Regions from separate parts of the Homo sapiens genome. Here region 1 is linked to region 2. A link is a loop called in an ENCODE intact Hi-C map of the cell type or tissue named here. Cell type or tissue: mammary epithelial cell. All regions are shown on one strand. Links, peaks and the distances in the headings refer to the core of each region. The heading gives the core; the rest is flanking DNA. Region 1 holds the start of SLC6A4 (solute carrier family 6 member 4). Region 2 overlaps EFCAB5 (EF-hand calcium binding domain 5).

Region 1 (8,329 bases), core at 23-8,022, 130 kb after region 2:
CGGCATTTTTGCACCATCATTTCAACTCATGTTTTCTTAAAGTGGAGAGGTTAGGGTCATGGTTGCAGAGTGAGTTGGAGGGGACTCGGACATCGTGTTAGGCAGTCCTCTCCACAGCCCCTCATTTAGAGCTGAGGACCACGAGGAGCTGATATGTTACTGGGAATAACTAAGGTCTGAGTTACCTTCTCAACAACAACCAAAAGTGACTGTATAATTTTTGCTCTGGCTGTCCAGACATCTTTAGAAAAAGTCAAGTCATGACCATATCCTGTTGATTCATGAAGCCAAATTAAAATTAAGCTTCTTCAGGAAGCCCTGCCTTCTATATTCTCTCCAATTATACCATTCATTCCACAACTAGGAAGGAGAAGGAGCTGCCACGTATTGGCTTAATGTCTGGAGTTACCTGTGTTTCTGTTTGGCAGCGGACATCCAGGGTGTTTGGGAAGCAAGCACCTGCTGTAAGAAACAGACTGATCCATGCTCCTAACCCCCCTCCAGCCAAGCATCCCCATTCCTCAGGCACCTCACCTATTTGCGAAACTCTTCAACATGCCTCTCCAAGTTTCATCAAAATGCTCAGACGACTCTAAACATCCCCCGAGAGGAATTTCTGAGGTCTTTCAGATTCCATTAAAACATCAACATTATTCCCCCATCCCACTCCTAGTATATATATATTTCTTAAACAAGGAGATTGAAAAAAATGGGTTTGAATATCTGTGCTGGTGGTTATATCTCTGAGAGGTCTTAGATGGATCACCAGAGTGTTGAGGGGACTTTTGATTAATTGTGAAGCACTTTCAATCTGTTCTTTAGTGGGAAAAAGAAAGAAAGAAAGAAAAGAGGAAAAACCCATGCCCCAAGTGGCTTGCTCAATTTGCACAAACCTCATAAGAACCTGCTTCTCACTCATCCATATTGGAACGGTCACTGCCACCCCAGAGTGCGTGGCAGGAAAACCCGAACCCTGGGGCCTCAGTGGCTTCACACAGAAGCAAGTAATGGGACAAAGAGTCAAAGCTGTGTGCTCCCTACGCTCCTAAAAACCCAACACTGACGCTGCCCACAGTTCTCTGTTTCATTAAACACAAGTCCCAATGTCACCTTCTTAGACATTTTTCCTATGTAACTGAAGGCAAAACACATTAAATATTTGCTCTCGTCTTCCTATGATGAGAGTTAGCTAGCAGGCTCATAAATAATCCATTGACCAGGTTCACTTTTCTGGACAAAACTGATGGTAAAAATACATACACAAAGTCTTTGTAATGTCTGATTCAGAAATTCTACCCCTCTCAAATTCTTCAGAGTCCCAAATGGAAAAGGAACAATTCAATATGCAAAAGCCCCAGTTCAGAAGAAAATCTGCTCCTTAGCCCAAGACCCAAATCCACTCTTGAGCTCCAGAGAGCTTTTTTTCAAGAACAAGTTTGAATGTACACAATTTTCAAGCAAATGATGGTTATATCCTTCAACCACGTAGCACAGTCGTTGGAGTTGGAGTTTCACATACATTCTGAATGGCCTGTGAGGTGTCTGAGAGCGCCTCAGCTCTGACAGTGAAACCACCCAAGCGCACGGAGACTCGGCCCACTTAGGCGCCACTCAGAGATTTCTCTAGCTGTCTGGGCATTTGTGTCAACCAGAACTCTCCCTTTGCATAAAGCCACCTGCACGCGATGACAGCAAAGTAAAGATCAAACATAAACCATGGGTTGAAACGAAAGCAAGCAACTCTTCCCAAAGCGCAGGACAGCACTTTGCTCAAGACCCTCTTTAAGGGGTCTTTCACGGGTCCTCAAGAGGTTGCAAAGCCCCTGCAACAATAGACAAAGGAGCCCCCTACGCCCGCCCACTTCGAGCACTCCACGTTCCTCGTCTCCCACTCTGGCCGGTCAGCTTCAGCTCTGGCTCTTGCTGAGCGTGGAGGGCGCAGGGGCAGGATCCGGCGCCCACCGCTGGGGCGCATGCACCTCCTCGCCTCCTCGCAGGGCGGTGGGGCGCAGCGGTTCTATCCCCCTCCCCGAGGCGGGGAAGAAGGTCTGGAAAGAAACGTGGGTTCGAGGCGGAGAGGAAAAGCGGACCCACCTGCCAGGCTGCGCGGGGAGGCTGGTCCCGGGCTGGGCAGGCGGGCTGGCCTCGCGCCCTCGAGGCACCCGGCGGCGCTGGCTGTGCGGAGGGGCGCCGGCGCGGCCGTATTTGTACCCGCGGGCCCTCACATGGTCTGATCTCTAGATAGCCGCCGCCAAAGAGCTCTTGAAGAATTTTTGCGTCACTTTGAGGCGAATAAACTTAATGCTTCCCCGCGGCCGCGGCTCCGCGCTCCCGCTGGATGGGGTTGCGCTCGCCAGGGAGGGGCCGCGCTACGGGGCGGGGTGCGCGCCCGACCCCAGAGCCAGGAGGGGAGGGACCCCCGACACACACACACGCTCGCAGGGAGGAGCGGAGCGCGGAGCAGCCGGCAGGGCAGGGCCGAGCGAGGAATCCTGACTTTCCTGCTCTTTAACTTTGCGGGAGGGGGGAGGCTGCACAAAGGAGCAGGTGTGCGCCTCCCCTGCCGCCCCGCGCCCACAGGACGGCACACAGGGGTCTGCTCGTGCCGCTTTCTCTTGACCTCGGACACCTCCCCATCGTCCCCATCCCGAAAGCTGCTCTCTCTTTCTTCCTGGGACCTAGCAGTACTCGATACCCATGCGTTTATCTGACTGACCGGCTGGGATGTGAGCTCAGCTTAGAGGCCCTTGTCTAATTCCTCTCCGTCCCCAGAGTCTCACAATAAAGACTTCCACAATGAAGGAATGAAGAACTGGTTCTCATTTTGTTAACCAGCTACAGTTCAAAGCTGCGTCAAAAAGGAGCACAGTGCTTTGGGAGGCTGAGGCGGGAGGATTGCTTGAGCCCAGGAATTCAAGACCAGCCTGGGCAACACAGCAAGACCCCATCTCTAGAAAAAAAATTTTTTTAATTAGCCGGGCGTGGTTGCTCGCGCTTGTGTTCCCAGCTACTCAGGAGGCTGAGGTGGAGGATCAGCTGAGCCCGGGAGGTCGAGGCTGCAGTGAGCCGTGATCGAACCACTGCACTCCAACCTGGTGACAATTTGAATTATCTGAAAGGGCCCAGCAGGAGCCTATTGTTTTGAACCATGTGCATGTAGTTTTGATAATTTTTTCAAAAAGTTTAAAAATTGATTTAATGTTAATATCCTTTTTGCTAAAATTATTTAAAACTTTAAAAAGGGCACATGCAGTACTTGCTTTGGGTTGTCCCTGAGGCGGAAAGGAGAGGGCTCTACCTCTCCCCAAGAGGAGGCCAGGAACGATAGGAAGTAGAAGACCGAAAGGAAATAGCAGTGACAAGTTTGCAGCTCCAGAGAAGCCACCGCCCCTTGTACTTGGAGGAACTGACCCCTGAAAACTGTGCGGCCGGTTGGGCTGAGCGTCTAGAGGGACTGAGCTGGACAACCACGGGCAAGCGAGGGCAGCTCCCAGCGGGTGGAGTCCGCGCGGGATTCTGGTGCCACCTAGACGCCAGGGCGGGGACCGCAAGGTGGGCGGGAGGCTTGGAGGCCGGGATGCGGGGGAATACTGGTAGGGTGCAAGGAGAATGCTGGAGGGGTGCAGGGGGGATGCCGGGGGTGCATGGGGGGATGCTGGGGGGTGCAGGGGGGATACTGCGAGGGGTGCAGGGGGGATAATGGGGGTTGCAGGGGAGATCCTGGGAGAGGTGCAGGGGGATGCTGGAAGGGCTGCAGGGGGGATGCTGGGGGTGCAGGGGAGATGCTGGGGGGGCTGCAGGGGGGATGCTGGGGGTGCAGGGGGGATGCCGCGAGGGGTGAAGGGGGGGATAATGGGGGATGCAGGAGCGATCCTAGGAGGGGTACAGGGAGTTGCTGGGAGGTTGCAGGGGGGATGCTGGGAGGGCTGCAGTAGGGACATTAGGGGTTAGGTGCTGGCATTCAGAGCGGCAACGCCAGGCGGGAGAATCCCCAACAAGCTTGGGAATTTCACCCCCAGGGGCAGCGCCTGCACGGGAGTGGGGCCTCCTCCTTTCAGATGAACACAGTTGTCTGCTGCCTCCCACGTTCCACTTCTTAAATGAGCATGTTTGTGCTGTATAGGCAAGGGCAACAGAAAACGCAAAGTGTCCTTTCCAGGAGGGCCAAAGGAGGGGGGCAGGGACGCTGGGAAGAGGCGCCAAAGCGGAGGACGGCTGCAGGGGTGACTTCAGCGCTTGGCTACCAAGACCAGGTCTGTCCAGTGTGACTTCTTAGCACTTCTTAATTGTGCAGTCTCGCCACTTCTGATCTTCCTTCTAGACTCTTTCTAGCCGAAGATGCATTCCTGCCCAGCGCGCAGCCCCTCCCTATGGCACTGCCCTGTTCTGTGCAGGTGCTGCCTAGAGAGTGGGCACCCTGTGGACCTGGGTCAAATCCCGGCCCCCACCCTGTACTGTGGTGTGGGCTTGACCGAGCTCCTTAACCTCAAGCTGTCTGGCCTTTGTGTCTCTGTTTGTGAAGTAGGGAGGATGATCTCAGTGGGCACTGCCCAGCTGTGGGTGGGGAAGGGGCCAACTCCTTGCAGGCCCTGTGCGCTGGGCCCTTCCTCCAAGGGGGCCTTCGACCCCTCCTCTCTCTGGCCGGGTGGTCCCATCTCCTCCCCTCTTGCTCCCCAGCTGCGGGCAACCACCATTAGCAAATGACATTAGAATTACACAGACGGCCCCGCCCTGGTTCCCCCTGCCTCCATGGCAGAGTCCGCACACAACTGGCCCAGACCCTCCCCCTCTCTCTAAACAGGTGTTTCTCTTCCTCCTGCCCTGGGTACCATCCCACAGAGAGGCCAGGCCCACCTGCAGGTCCTCACCTCCACAGAGCCAGCCTCTCTTGAGCAGCTCCGCTCTGCCTTCTGATACTCATCGCCACAAGCACCTTGTCCTTCCTCGGCCTCCCACTCCCTCCCTCTGAGCCCGCGCCCTGCTCCCCTGCCTGGCGGTCAGTCGACTGCCCCGCCCCGCCTCCAATTCAGGTGGACAGGCTTCAGCGTCCACTACCGGGGAAGAGGCAGCCCCGCACCCGTGCCTCCCCCCGCCTCTGGGCCGCTCCTTCCCAGCCTGAGCCTGACCGCATGAGGAAGGCACAACCTCTCTGCTCCAGAGACCTGGAGAGGCCGGGAGGCCCTGTCCTGGGCATGGAAGGCAGGAGGGAGCCCTGAGTGCGGCAGGAGGGAAGCAGCGCTTCAGGGGAAGGATCTAATGGCTGTGACCTGCGTGGGCTGCAGGTAAGAGTAGGGGGGAAGGGGGTTGTCGTGGTGGTTGGGACAGACGGGTTCCTTAGAATGTGAATGCAGGCGTCAGCTGGTGGCCGCAGGGAAGAGATGCAAGCCAGAAACCCAGCAGGCACCTGCGAAGCTTGGTGCTGGTGGTGTATAGGGACAGCCAGGGAGATGTCAAGGGCGACAGGTCCTGGGCAGCTGGGAAGAGGCTGCCTGGCAATCACCGCACAGCAATAGTTTTTCTTTGTTCACCTGCTTGAGCCCAGAAATAGTGGGGCTTAGAAGCTGCTCTGGGGCTCAGAATAAATACAAGCTTTCACTTTAAGAGGAAAGGGGCACATAAATATTTACACCTGCCCCAAACACCACCAAGAAAACCCACTTCCTGGAAGTCTCAAAGGCCAGCAGTGAGTCCCCTGTGGAGCCAGCCAGGACCGAACCATGCGAATCCCAGGCTCTCCCTCCGGAAGCCCTTGGTGCCATCTGTCTGTCCTGTCTCTGCCCTGTTTATACAATAACGAAAGAAGAAGGCCCACCCCTCCTTGTGGGCTTTTTCTCAGGCCCAGGAAAATGCTGACAATATTCAGTCCTTAGAGTGTCATCTTGCTCCATTCCCACCAGCACCTCCCCGACACCCCTGGTTTTTCCTGGGACCCCCAGTTTTTCCTGGCATGGTTCTGGTGACTCTACATTCATGTTCAGTGGCACCTCCAAGGCAGGACTTGCTGCCACTGTGAACCCTGGGCTCATCTCTACGGAGGTCTCCATGGGAGCCCCTAGCAGGCCCACCCCATCCAGATGAAGCAAGCTAAAGGGAACTCCAGACAAGGTCCTTTTGGGAGTGCGGGGGGTTTGGGGGAGGAACAGATCAGGTTCAGCCCTAAGAAAGGCCAGAAACATTTGGAAGTAGGTTCATTTTGTCATTGGTCATTTTTCCCAGCTCCTTCCCCTCATTCCTCCAGAGCCTTCTGCCTTTGCTAAACCCTCCTCCTAGCACCCCATCACCCGGTCTCCCACCTCCCTCTCCCCAGCCCCACCATCCTCTTGACTTGAACTCCCATTATCTCTCAGTCAGGTATTACGGCAGCAGCCTCACCACACCACTCACTCTATGATAACACCCCAAACACCCCCAGAAGCACTTGCTGGGCAAATGCTAATGCCAATAACAATAACTAAGACTTTTATAGCACTTTCTATCTAAGCCCCATAATTAATTCCCTCAGTCTTCACCATGGGCCCCTGCTGCTTCCACAACCCCATTGAGAGGCACAGTAATAATTGTTTAAAATCAGTAAGTATTTGTCAGATTAGCATCGATTTAAGTTTCTGTTGCTAACCCTGCTTAACTCATTGTATATTCAGACTTCACAGATAATTTTTTCTAAAAGAGAGGAAAAGGCAGGAGTGGCTGATGTGGAAAGGCCCAGCTTGAAGGATACTCACACGTGAGGAGAAATCAGGGTGTAGGTGACACCCCAGACTTTACAGATACTGTGACTACCCCACGATCTATCTGCAATCTCTGTGAGCCATGGTGTAGCAGGACGAGCCTCAGACAAAACCCTTCAGATGCCAGGTTGAAGAAGGAAGTGGCTTTATTCGGCTGGGAGCATCAGCGGACTCATGTCTCAAGAACTGAGCTCCCTGAAAAAGAAATTCCTGGCCCTTTTAAGGGCTTACCACTCTAAGGGGTACACGTGAAAGGGTTGTGATAGATCGAGCAAGCGTGGGGAACATGACTGGGGGCTACATGCATCAGCTAACAGAACAGAAACTTTTGCAATGCTTCCTCATACAATGCCTGGAATTTACAGATAACACAAGTAGTTTAGGTCAGGGGTTGATATTATTATTATTATTATTATTTTATTTTATTTTATTTTGAGACAGAGTCTTGCTCTGTTGCCCAGGCTGGAGTGCAGTGGCGCAATCTTGGCTTGCTGCAAGCTCCTCCTCGGTTCATGCCATTCTCCTGCCTCAGCCTCCCGAGTAGCTGGGACTACAGGCACCCACCACCATGCCCGGCTAATTTTTGTATTTTTAGTAGAGATGGGTTTCACCTTGTTAGCCAGGATGGTCTCGATCTCCTGACCTTGTGATCCACCCACCTCGGCCTCCCAAAGTGCTGGGATTACAGGCGTGAGCCACCACGCCCGGCCTATTATTATTTTTTAACCACCAGGGCCGGGTGGTGGCGCCAAGGTCGTCTGGCTATTTATCTTACTTCTGTTTTTTTTCTGACTTTTTGCTTTTTTCCTTATCTTCTGTCTTATAAACTAGGTGGGTCGGAGGGGAGGAGGAGAAGGGCAGCAGGAGAAGTGGTGGTCTCCTTCCTTAAGGGTTTATGATTTCTACTTCCTCCCTAGGGGATTCCCTTCCCTGACTTCATCAGCCAGGGCCACACTCCAGAGGGCAGCTGTTTTTCCCTTCCACGTTGGTGGAGATGTTGACGCCAGAAGCACAGAGAACCAGGGAGGGCCCCACCGCCCTGTACACATACAGCTGTTGCAGCACCTTGGTCCCTCTCCGAATTTCCCAGGCTCTGGGTTCCCAAGGGACAGGGTGCTGCCTCTCTCCATGCCTCAACACCTATCACTGTGTGGGCGCACAGCAGGCTCCATAAATGTACACACCAGCAATGAAGGGCTAGGAAAATGCCTCTGAGTCTTACCAGACTTAGTGCCATAAAACCAGGGCCCCAGTGGCATATCCACCAATGGAGTACCATGCAGCAGGTAGAAAGAGTAAGGCAGTTTTCTATGGGCTGATCTGGGGGAGTTCTCAAGATTTATTGTAAATGGAGGAAAAAAAATGCATAGAACAGTTGTTACTCCAAATTGTTGAGGGCAAGGCATGGGGGCTGATATGTGTATTGAAATCTGTAAGCACACAGAAGAGACTGGGAACAGTAGGTGCCTTGGAGGCAGAGGACATTAGGATGGAGGGAAACCCCCTTTGTCAATGTCTACCCTGCTATACTATTTAAATATTTGCCATGTGCAGGTGATATTTTTATGAAACTTTTTCAGAAAAGCATTTTTTAATTATAA
Region 2 (8,329 bases), core at 76-8,075:
TAGGATTCCACTTTTCTCCTGTCTGCTACCACTTCTTCATCTGCTTTATATTTTTCAAATTTTGTTGTTCTGTCTTTCACTCAACTAAAATTATCTCAGTGCTATCCATGTGGCAGGCCCTATTCTAGGTTCCTAGGGTACAGTAGTGAATGACATAGAACAAGATCCCCGCCCTCAAGAAGCCTACATTCTAAAGGGGAGAGCAGAGGATAAGCAATAAACATAATAAATTATACACTATGGTAGAAAATAAGTGCTATGGGGGAAAAAGCAAAGTCGAGTAAGGCAGTGGATGCAAAGGTGGGAAGCAGGGAGGAGGCACGGGCTGCAAATTTAAATAGTCAGGTAGGCCTTATCAAGAAGGTGAGATTTAGGCCGGGCGTGGTGGCTCACGCCTGTAATCCCAGCACTCTGAGAGGCTGAGGTGGGTGGATCACCTGAGGTCAGGAGTTCAAGACCAGCCTGGCTAACATGTGAAACCCCATCTCTACTAAAAATACAAAAATTAGCTGGGCATGGTGGCAGGCACCTGTAATCCCAGCTACTCAGGAGGCTGAGGCAGGTGAATTGTTGCAACCCAGGAGGCGGAGGTTGCAGTGAGCCAAGATCGCACCACTGTGCTCCAACCTAGGCGACAGAGTGAGACTCCGTTCAAAAAAAAAAAGGTGAGATTTAAGCAAAGATGTGAAGGAAGTGAGGGAATCAGCCATATGAATGTACAAGGAATATTCCAGGTGTTGCTTGATGTTATTTTATCCTAAGAAAAGAAAAAGAGTATTCCAGGCAGAGAAAACAGCCAAAGCAAAGGCCCTAAGGCAGAAACAACCAGTGTTTTCAAATAGCAACAAGGAGGCCACTGTGTCAGCAGCAGGGTCAGAGAACGGGAGGTAAGTAAGGAGATGAGTTCAGGAGGTAATGGAGGACTGAATCAATTAGGGTCTTGAAGACTATCATAATGTCTTGATTTTATGGCTTATGGTGATCCTCCTGCCTTGTCCTCCAAAGTGTGGGATTACAAGCATGAGCCACAACACCCAGTGAATTAGAGCCATTGCAAGGTTTTAAGCAGAGGAACGATATGACCTATGTTTTAAAAGGATCACCCTGCTGCTGTAATGAGAAGACACTTTGGAGGTCAAGAAGAGAAGCAGAGAGACCAACTAGAGGAGTTGTTGCAGGAATCTGGTGGAAATGGTGAAAAGTGGTCATATTATATATATTTGAGAGGCAGAGCCAAAATATATCTTGACAGTTTGAGTGTGGAATGAGAAAGAAACAGAGGAGCCAAGGTTGACTCCATGGTTTGGAAGGATGGAGTTACCATCAGCTGAGATGGAGAACACGTAGGTGGAGCAGGCTTTGGTCGGGGGAGATGAAGTGTTCAGATTTTGACATGCTGAGTTTGAGATATCTATTAGATATGGAAGTAGAGATGTGACTATGTAGATGGTTAAATAAATCTGGAGTTTTCGAGAAAGGTCTAAGCTGGAGATATAAAATCGAGATTGGTTGGTGAATAGATGATTGGCAAAGAGAGGAAAGTCTCCTAGGTGGGAAGACTGAGTAGAGACGATTCTGAATGTTTTGCCACAAAGGGGAGCAAAGAATGGTGTGGTAACCGGAGGAGGAAATGGGGTCAAGGTTTTGTTTTGTTTCTCAGATGGGAGAGATAACAGCAGGTTTCATTCTGATGGGAAATCCTGTAGAAAGCAAGAAGTTGACAATGTTGAAGACAGAGAATTCCTGAAACAATGTCCTCAAGCACGTCAGAGAGGATGGGCTGTTGTTAGAGTAACCATACGTTCTATGTTTACCTTGGAACAGCCCAAGTTTTTGCTTGTTGTTCTGGTGACTTGTCCAGTTAGCATCCTCTTTCTCTCTCAAGTGTACCAATTTGAACAATGAATTATTTGACTACCCTGGATCTACCACACCAAGGGAGGAATTGGCTTAAGACAGCAAGAGGACAGAGAACATGGGTGCAGATGAGAGTGAGTGGGTAGGTGTGCTGGTAGAAGTCTACGGAAGGAGAATATGGGTGCAGATGAGAGTGAGTGGGTAGGTGTGCTGGTGGGAGTCTATGGAAGTTGCCTTCTGATTGTGTCAATCTTACAGAGAAGCTGAAAGCAGAGTCATCAGCCAGAGTGAAGATGGGAGAAGAAGTTGTTGGGACTTTGAGGCAATGGGAGTAGGAATTAAATATTGGTGTTTCTTTTCTCCTGATCTTTCTATCATTGGTTTTATGTCTTCTTTTATTAATTAATTAATTAATTATAGAGGCAGGGTCTGTCTCTGTCACCCAGGCTGGAGTGCAGTGGTGTGATCATGGCTCACTGTAACCTCGAACTCCTGGGCTTAGGTGATTCTCCTGCCTCAGCCTCCTGAGTAGCTGGGATTACAGGCATGAGCCACCATACCCGGCCCTTATGTCTTCTTTTTCTTTTTCTTTTCTTCTTTCTTTTCCTTTACATTAGTCTTAGTAGGAATTTCAGACGTAGCAAAATTGAATGCATGTTAATCATCTAGAAAAGCATTATCCATTCAATTTCTTTCATATTTTAACTTGGTGGTCTCCAAAGTTAAGTGGAAGCACCCCAGAAGATTTTTTAAAAAACTGTCTCTGGGGCGCAAGAAAAATATCAAAGATGATTCTGTTGAGACATTGAAAGACAGAAAGAAAGAAAGAAAAATACCAAAGGACTAAGGACTTTTCTTTTTTTCTTTGTTTCTTTTTTTGGAGACAAGGTCTCACTCTGTCACCCAGGCCGAAGTACAGTGGCACAATCTTGGCTTACTGCAACCTCTCCCTCTCAGGCTCAGGTGATTCTCCCTCCTCCCACCTGAGCCTCCCTAGTAGCTGACACTAGAGGCCCACACCACCATGCCCAGCTAATTTTTGTATTTTTTGTAGAGACAGACCATGTTGCCCAGGCTGGTTTTGAACTCCAGGACTCAAGCAATCCACCTGCCTTGTCCTCCCAAGTGTTGAGATTACATGCGTGAGCCACTGCATCCGGCCAAAGGACTTTTCTTTATAATGGTTTTAACTCATTGTTAATTTCTATTTTTTGTTTAAAATGTTTTAAAATAAATAATTTATAAATATATATATTATAAATATATATATATATGGGCACATGCTCAATGTTTGTTACTGATAGAGGTACATGAGCAAAAGAGTTTGGAGGCCACTACATTAAACTATGAATTTTGTAAATATAATTTGCATTGATTTCAATTTACACATGACTTGATTTATAGCTACATCATTTAAAAAGCCACTACATGTGATATTGTATAGAAATTATGTGATATTGTACAGAAATTATGCTTGTGACACTGTACAGAAATATGCTTGCCATGGGAATGAAACTGATATACGTGCAAGAACTCAGCATTCATCCTAGAACAAACTTCCCCCTCAAACTTCGATTACTAGAGAAAAATGTGTTTTTAACTCCCCGTGTAACATTGATATTTTTCCTGATAAATCTGGGAGGCAGTACACTACAGTGCCTTTGGGACCATATTAAATTAACAATGACATATTAAATTCCTGATTGCCATGGCAAATGTAAATTCTCCTGCCTACAAAAAGATTGATTGAAATTTGCATATATGACCGGGCGCAGTGGCTCACACCTGTAATCCCAGCACTTTGGGAGGCCAAGGCACGTGGATCACCTGAGGTCAGGAGTTCAAGACCAGCCTGGCCAACGTGGTGAAACCCCATCTCTACTAATAATACAGAAGAATTAGCCAGGCGTGCATGCCTGTAGTCCCAACTACTCAGGAGGCTGAGGCAGGAGAATGGCTTGAACCCATGAGGTGGAGGTTGCAGTGAGCCAAGATCACGCCATTGCACTCCAGGCTGGACAACAAGAGCAAAACTCCATCTAAAAAAGAAAAGAAAAGAAATTTGCATACACATACCCTTCTATTGCTGCAAGGACCTTCAGTTTATTGTGTGTGGCTGTCATGTTAAGGAGTGACTTGGGGTATGTGAAGCAATAGAAATGAGAACTAAAACTAAGAGAACTAATGAAGGAGAGGAACATCAACAAATGTGGCTGATCTTGGATTGTTAGTTGAAAGGAGCAGTTACATTTTAGCTTTTGTACTTGAAGCTTAAGTACTTCTTTCTTTTTGCTTTGCCCATCTATACTAATTATCCATCATCCCCAAAAGATTTAACTTTATTAATCCAGTGTTAAAAGCAGGGATCCATAAATGGAGTTTTAATTCAGAAATATCCTACTATAGCCCAGTGTTTCCAGCATAATGAATTCACTATGTAATTAAAAGTTTGATTAAACTAGAACCTACAAAAATATCATGTTTCTGAACTAATGTCCATAGATAGACTCAAAGGTCACCCAGTACTCTCTATAGCTTAGATATATTCAAATAATTTACTATACACTTTTCCAAAGCAAAGCAAAAAAAAAAAGCGTTATTTCTATGGTTATAAAAGAAGCGTTTATCTGCTTGAAAAAATTGCAAAGTCTGTGTGAGTGGGGTCTGTCGTGGGTCAAGCTGCAAAGATCCGGCCTGCATCTACCACAAGAGGGCAGTAGCACTCAACCGTTAATAGGGAACCCAGCAGAGCGCTGGAGGCTCATTAGAGGAATCGTTAGAGCCGGTCGTTAACGCATCAACCTCTGGAAAGGACAGGGAAACAGGAACCACCGTCCAGACACTTTCGGAGCTTCTGTCTCGGTAACAATAACACAGGAAATAAGCAACAGGGTCTTGTGAAAGACAGCGACCTCGCTCACCATCCCCGTGTCGTTGAATCACCATGGAGATGGCGACTAGCTTAATAATGGCTTGCAGATGGGCGTCTGCTCACGTGGATGTTCAGATAAGAACACTGTGGCAGGGGTCAAAGGAACAGAGCTCTTCATGGGCATTAGGGAAGGGCGGAAGAAAAGCTGAGGGGAGCAGCAGAGCTGTTTTGTCTCCGAAAATAAGGACTTTTAGGAGTGTCCTAGGGTGAATTTTATTTAGCTTCATAGCATTGAAACATTATCTTTGGAAACCTGTATCATTTACCTTGCAGGGTTTCCAGGAAACTAATTAACAGAAAGAGAGATGAATTGGCCGAGCGCGGTTGCTCACGCCTGTAATCCCAGCACCTTGGGAGGCCGGATCATCTGAGGTCACGAGTTCGAGACCAGCCTGGCCAACATGATGAAACCCCGTCTCTACCAAAAATATAAAAATTAGCCAGGCCTGGTGATGGGCGTCTGTAATCCCAGCTACTTGGGAGGCTGAGGCAGGAAAATCGCTTGAACCCAGGAGACGGAGGTTGCAGTGAGCCCACAAGGTGCCACTGCACTCCAGCCTGGGCGACAGAGTGAGACTCCATCTCAAAAAACGAAACAAACAAACAAAACAAAACAAAAAACAGAAAGAGAGATGAATTATAACAAATGCACCTTCAATATTTTAAGTATGTATGTCGATTGGTCTAGTATTGCTCATAAAATGAGATGAATCAGGTATTTTGAATGTGATCTCATGACCAGCATCTGTTTTGTTTTTATTCATAATTCTCTCTAATGTTACTGAGCTATAATCTGGAAAGAATTTTAGTATTTGAGAAACCTAATTCATTATTCCTTAATTTAATGTTTCAATTTAACATTTATTGAACACTTATAATTGAATGAGAAAAGACAATGCCAGGGTGGTGTGTGTGTGTGCGTGTGTGTTAAAACAGAGAATTTTAGAAAATTAATTGGATCCACGCTTTAAAGTCAGCTTCAAATAAAAATTGAGACTTGTGAATGTTTTCCACATTTTACGTGCCATTCCTATCCCATATTATACCTTTTGTTGTATAGTTCCTTCCAAACCATAGGACAGCTAAACCTAATTCAGAGAATCTTGTTCCTTTGTGTTGATAAAAGACAAGAAAATAAAATATGTTCTGCTTAGCAATTCTAATAGATCATTGTCATTACTGTTAATAAGCTATTGGATAGAAGACTTGATATTTAAAAGCTTTTACTCAATTAAAAAAAAAGCCAGGTGCAGTGGCTCATGGCTGTAATCCCAGCACTTTAGGAGGCCGAGGTGGGAGGATTGCTTGAGGCCAGAAGTTCAAGACTAGCCTGGGCAACATAAGACCCTGTCTCTATTATTAAAGATAATGAATAAATTATTTATTTATAATTATAAATAAATAAATAATAAAGCTTGAACTCAATTATAACCAAATGGTTTACTCAAATCAGCAAACATGTATTGGGTTAGGCACTGAGTTAGTTACTAGGAATAACAGAAATGAATAAAATAGACTTGTGGATGAGAGGCATCTGAAAGAAAGGGGGTAATTATTATTATTATTATTTTTTGAAATGGAGTCTCACTCTGCCACCCAGGCTGGAGTGCAGTGGCACAATCTCAGTTCACTGCAACCTCCACCTCCCAGGTCCAAGCGATTCTCCTGCCTCAGCTTCCCAAGTAGCTGGGATCACAGGTGCCCACCACCACGCCTGGCTAATTTTTGTATTTTTAGTAGAGATGGGGTTTCACCATGTTGGCCAGGCTGATCTCAAACTCCTGACCTCAAGTGATCCACTTGCCTCTGCCTCCCAATGTGCTGGGATTACAGGTGTGAGTCACTGTGCCCAGCCGGTAGTTAATATTTTTGAGCAACTACTCTGTGACAGATCTTCACATATATTTTCTCAGCCTCTGGTCCCAGCTACTTGGGAGGCTGAAGTGGGAGGATCACCTGAGCATGGGAGATTGAGGCTGCAGTGAGCCATGATCGTGCCACTGCACTCCAGCCTGGGCAACAGGGCAAGACCCTGTCTCAAAAGAAAAAAACAATTCTTACAATTTTGTTTTATGGAAGAAGAAACTGAGGCTCAGAGCAGTTAAGTGACAAAACTCATTGGTGTAGAGCCAAGATCTGTTCAACTCTATATAGTCTTTCCATTGGACAGAACCCTCATCTGTTCAACTCTATATAGTCTTTCCATTGGACCATTCTGTTTGAATATTAGTCATTGACTCCTGGGAAAAAGCAACTTTTATGAATGACAGTTTAACAGTTTTCAATTTAAAAAACTTAAAACATATAATGGTGTGCAGTTACTATATAGCTTTAAATAATTTTTAATTAGGAAATATTTCAAACATGCAAGTATAGAGAATAATACCTGCATAGTCATTATGAAGCTATATTCTATATCCAACCTTAACACTATATTTGAGTTAGACTTTTTAAAGAAAACATTATAGGAACAGTTGAGGATTTCTATCTTTCCTCGATCCCACTGTCTTCTCGTCTTTCCCTAGAGATAATACTATCATGAATTTGGTATTGGTTTCATGCATGATTTCTTATTTTTACTATATGCTAATGAATCCATAAATAATATAATACTATCTTGCAGGTTTTAAAGCCGTTTAATTGTGCCCAAAAGTACACATTATTCTATAACTTACTTTTTGTATTGAATATTTTGAGATTTATTCATGAATACAAATAACTCTAATTCTTTGTTAACTGCTGTTAAGTATTCCATTGTATGACTATACCAAAATTTATCCATATTCCTGTAATTACATATTTACACAAGATTCTGCTTGGTTTTGACTCAAAACATATCTAATGAACTTTAATCATAATATTAGAACTTATAATTTTAATAGTAAAGTGCAAAACTCTCCACTCTTACTTTTCTTTTTTTTTCCTGATGCAGATCATTCCCGAACTGAAGTATGGAAATTTGGTAATGTTGTCATTGAACATCTATACCACTGGATACACATCTGTTCAGCTCTCATGAAGATAACCAAACAACTAAATAGTGGTATTACACCTCCGTTGCCCTCCAAGACTGACAATTATATGTATGCAAAAATGCCAGGGGAAGGTTTGCAAGAGAAGTGATAATGGATGATAATGGAATTGATACTGTATTTAGGATCCTTTGTTTGTTATCAGTTTTGTTTGTTAACTATAAAATATTTTCCATTGGAAAGGGGTACCTATAAATGTCTTCTGCTGCTAATATTTATCTCAGCACTTTCTAAACCCAAAAGTGCTACCTAAGAAGAAATTTAGCCAAAAAATACCCAGCTAAGGTAGCCATAGCCAAGTGTATTTAAGTATGTTATAGAATATATTTGAAAGCTTCCTTTCAGTTTGAGCTTTGTATCTGCTGTGGAACTGTTATGGTTGATTGGGTAGTTATTTTTCATTCTTATAAGGTTCAAAGTAACAGCTGAGGATTTAGAAAACAAGAATACCAAATAGAATACGAAATAATAAAGATAAACCAAAAGAATACCAAATAATAAAGATTTT

Evidence for each region. Hi-C counts contacts between places; a loop is a spot of excess contacts. Peaks named below come from ENCODE experiments on the same cell type or tissue, not always from the same donor. Only the 100,000 strongest peaks of a DNase experiment are listed, where the experiment ranks them.
Region 1: it touches region 2 in a loop (2.5-fold over the local background); 16 of 110 quality-filtered maps call a loop at or near these places.

Annotation. Positions count from the first base shown.
Region 1 is chr17:30,233,519-30,241,847 of GRCh38, forward strand. SLC6A4 (solute carrier family 6 member 4) reads right to left here and starts at 2,179. Exons shown (of 15, transcript NM_001045.6): 1 at 2,095-2,179. It overlaps LOC105371720 (a long non-coding RNA gene), which reads left to right and starts at 3,980. Exons shown (of 3, transcript XR_007065698.1): 1 at 3,980-4,253; 2 at 4,802-5,282. RefSeq lists promoters at 1,963-3,989, 1,963-3,747, 1,963-2,257, 2,153-3,977, 2,158-4,003 and 1 more, cis regulatory regions at 2,258-3,747, 2,619-3,443, 3,320-3,359, 3,587-3,757, 3,626-3,645 and 2 more, a silencer at 2,413-2,595 and an enhancer at 4,811-5,711. In mammary epithelial cell, for the core only: a CTCF peak has its summit at 3,523; no DNase peak of the experiment used is centred there; H3K4me3 peaks cover 1,107 bases; H3K27me3 peaks cover 2,393 bases.
Region 2 is chr17:30,100,113-30,108,441 of GRCh38, forward strand. EFCAB5 (EF-hand calcium binding domain 5) reads left to right here. Exons shown (of 23, transcript NM_198529.4): 23 at 7,722-8,329. The coding sequence ends at 7,912. Among named protein-coding and RNA genes, the nearest start is that of NSRP1, 13 kb to the right of the region's middle. RefSeq lists silencers at 4,485-4,584, 4,932-5,033. In mammary epithelial cell, for the core only: a CTCF peak has its summit at 4,566 (motif pointing right); a DNase peak (open chromatin) is centred at 4,619; H3K4me3 peaks cover 340 bases; H3K27me3 peaks cover 337 bases.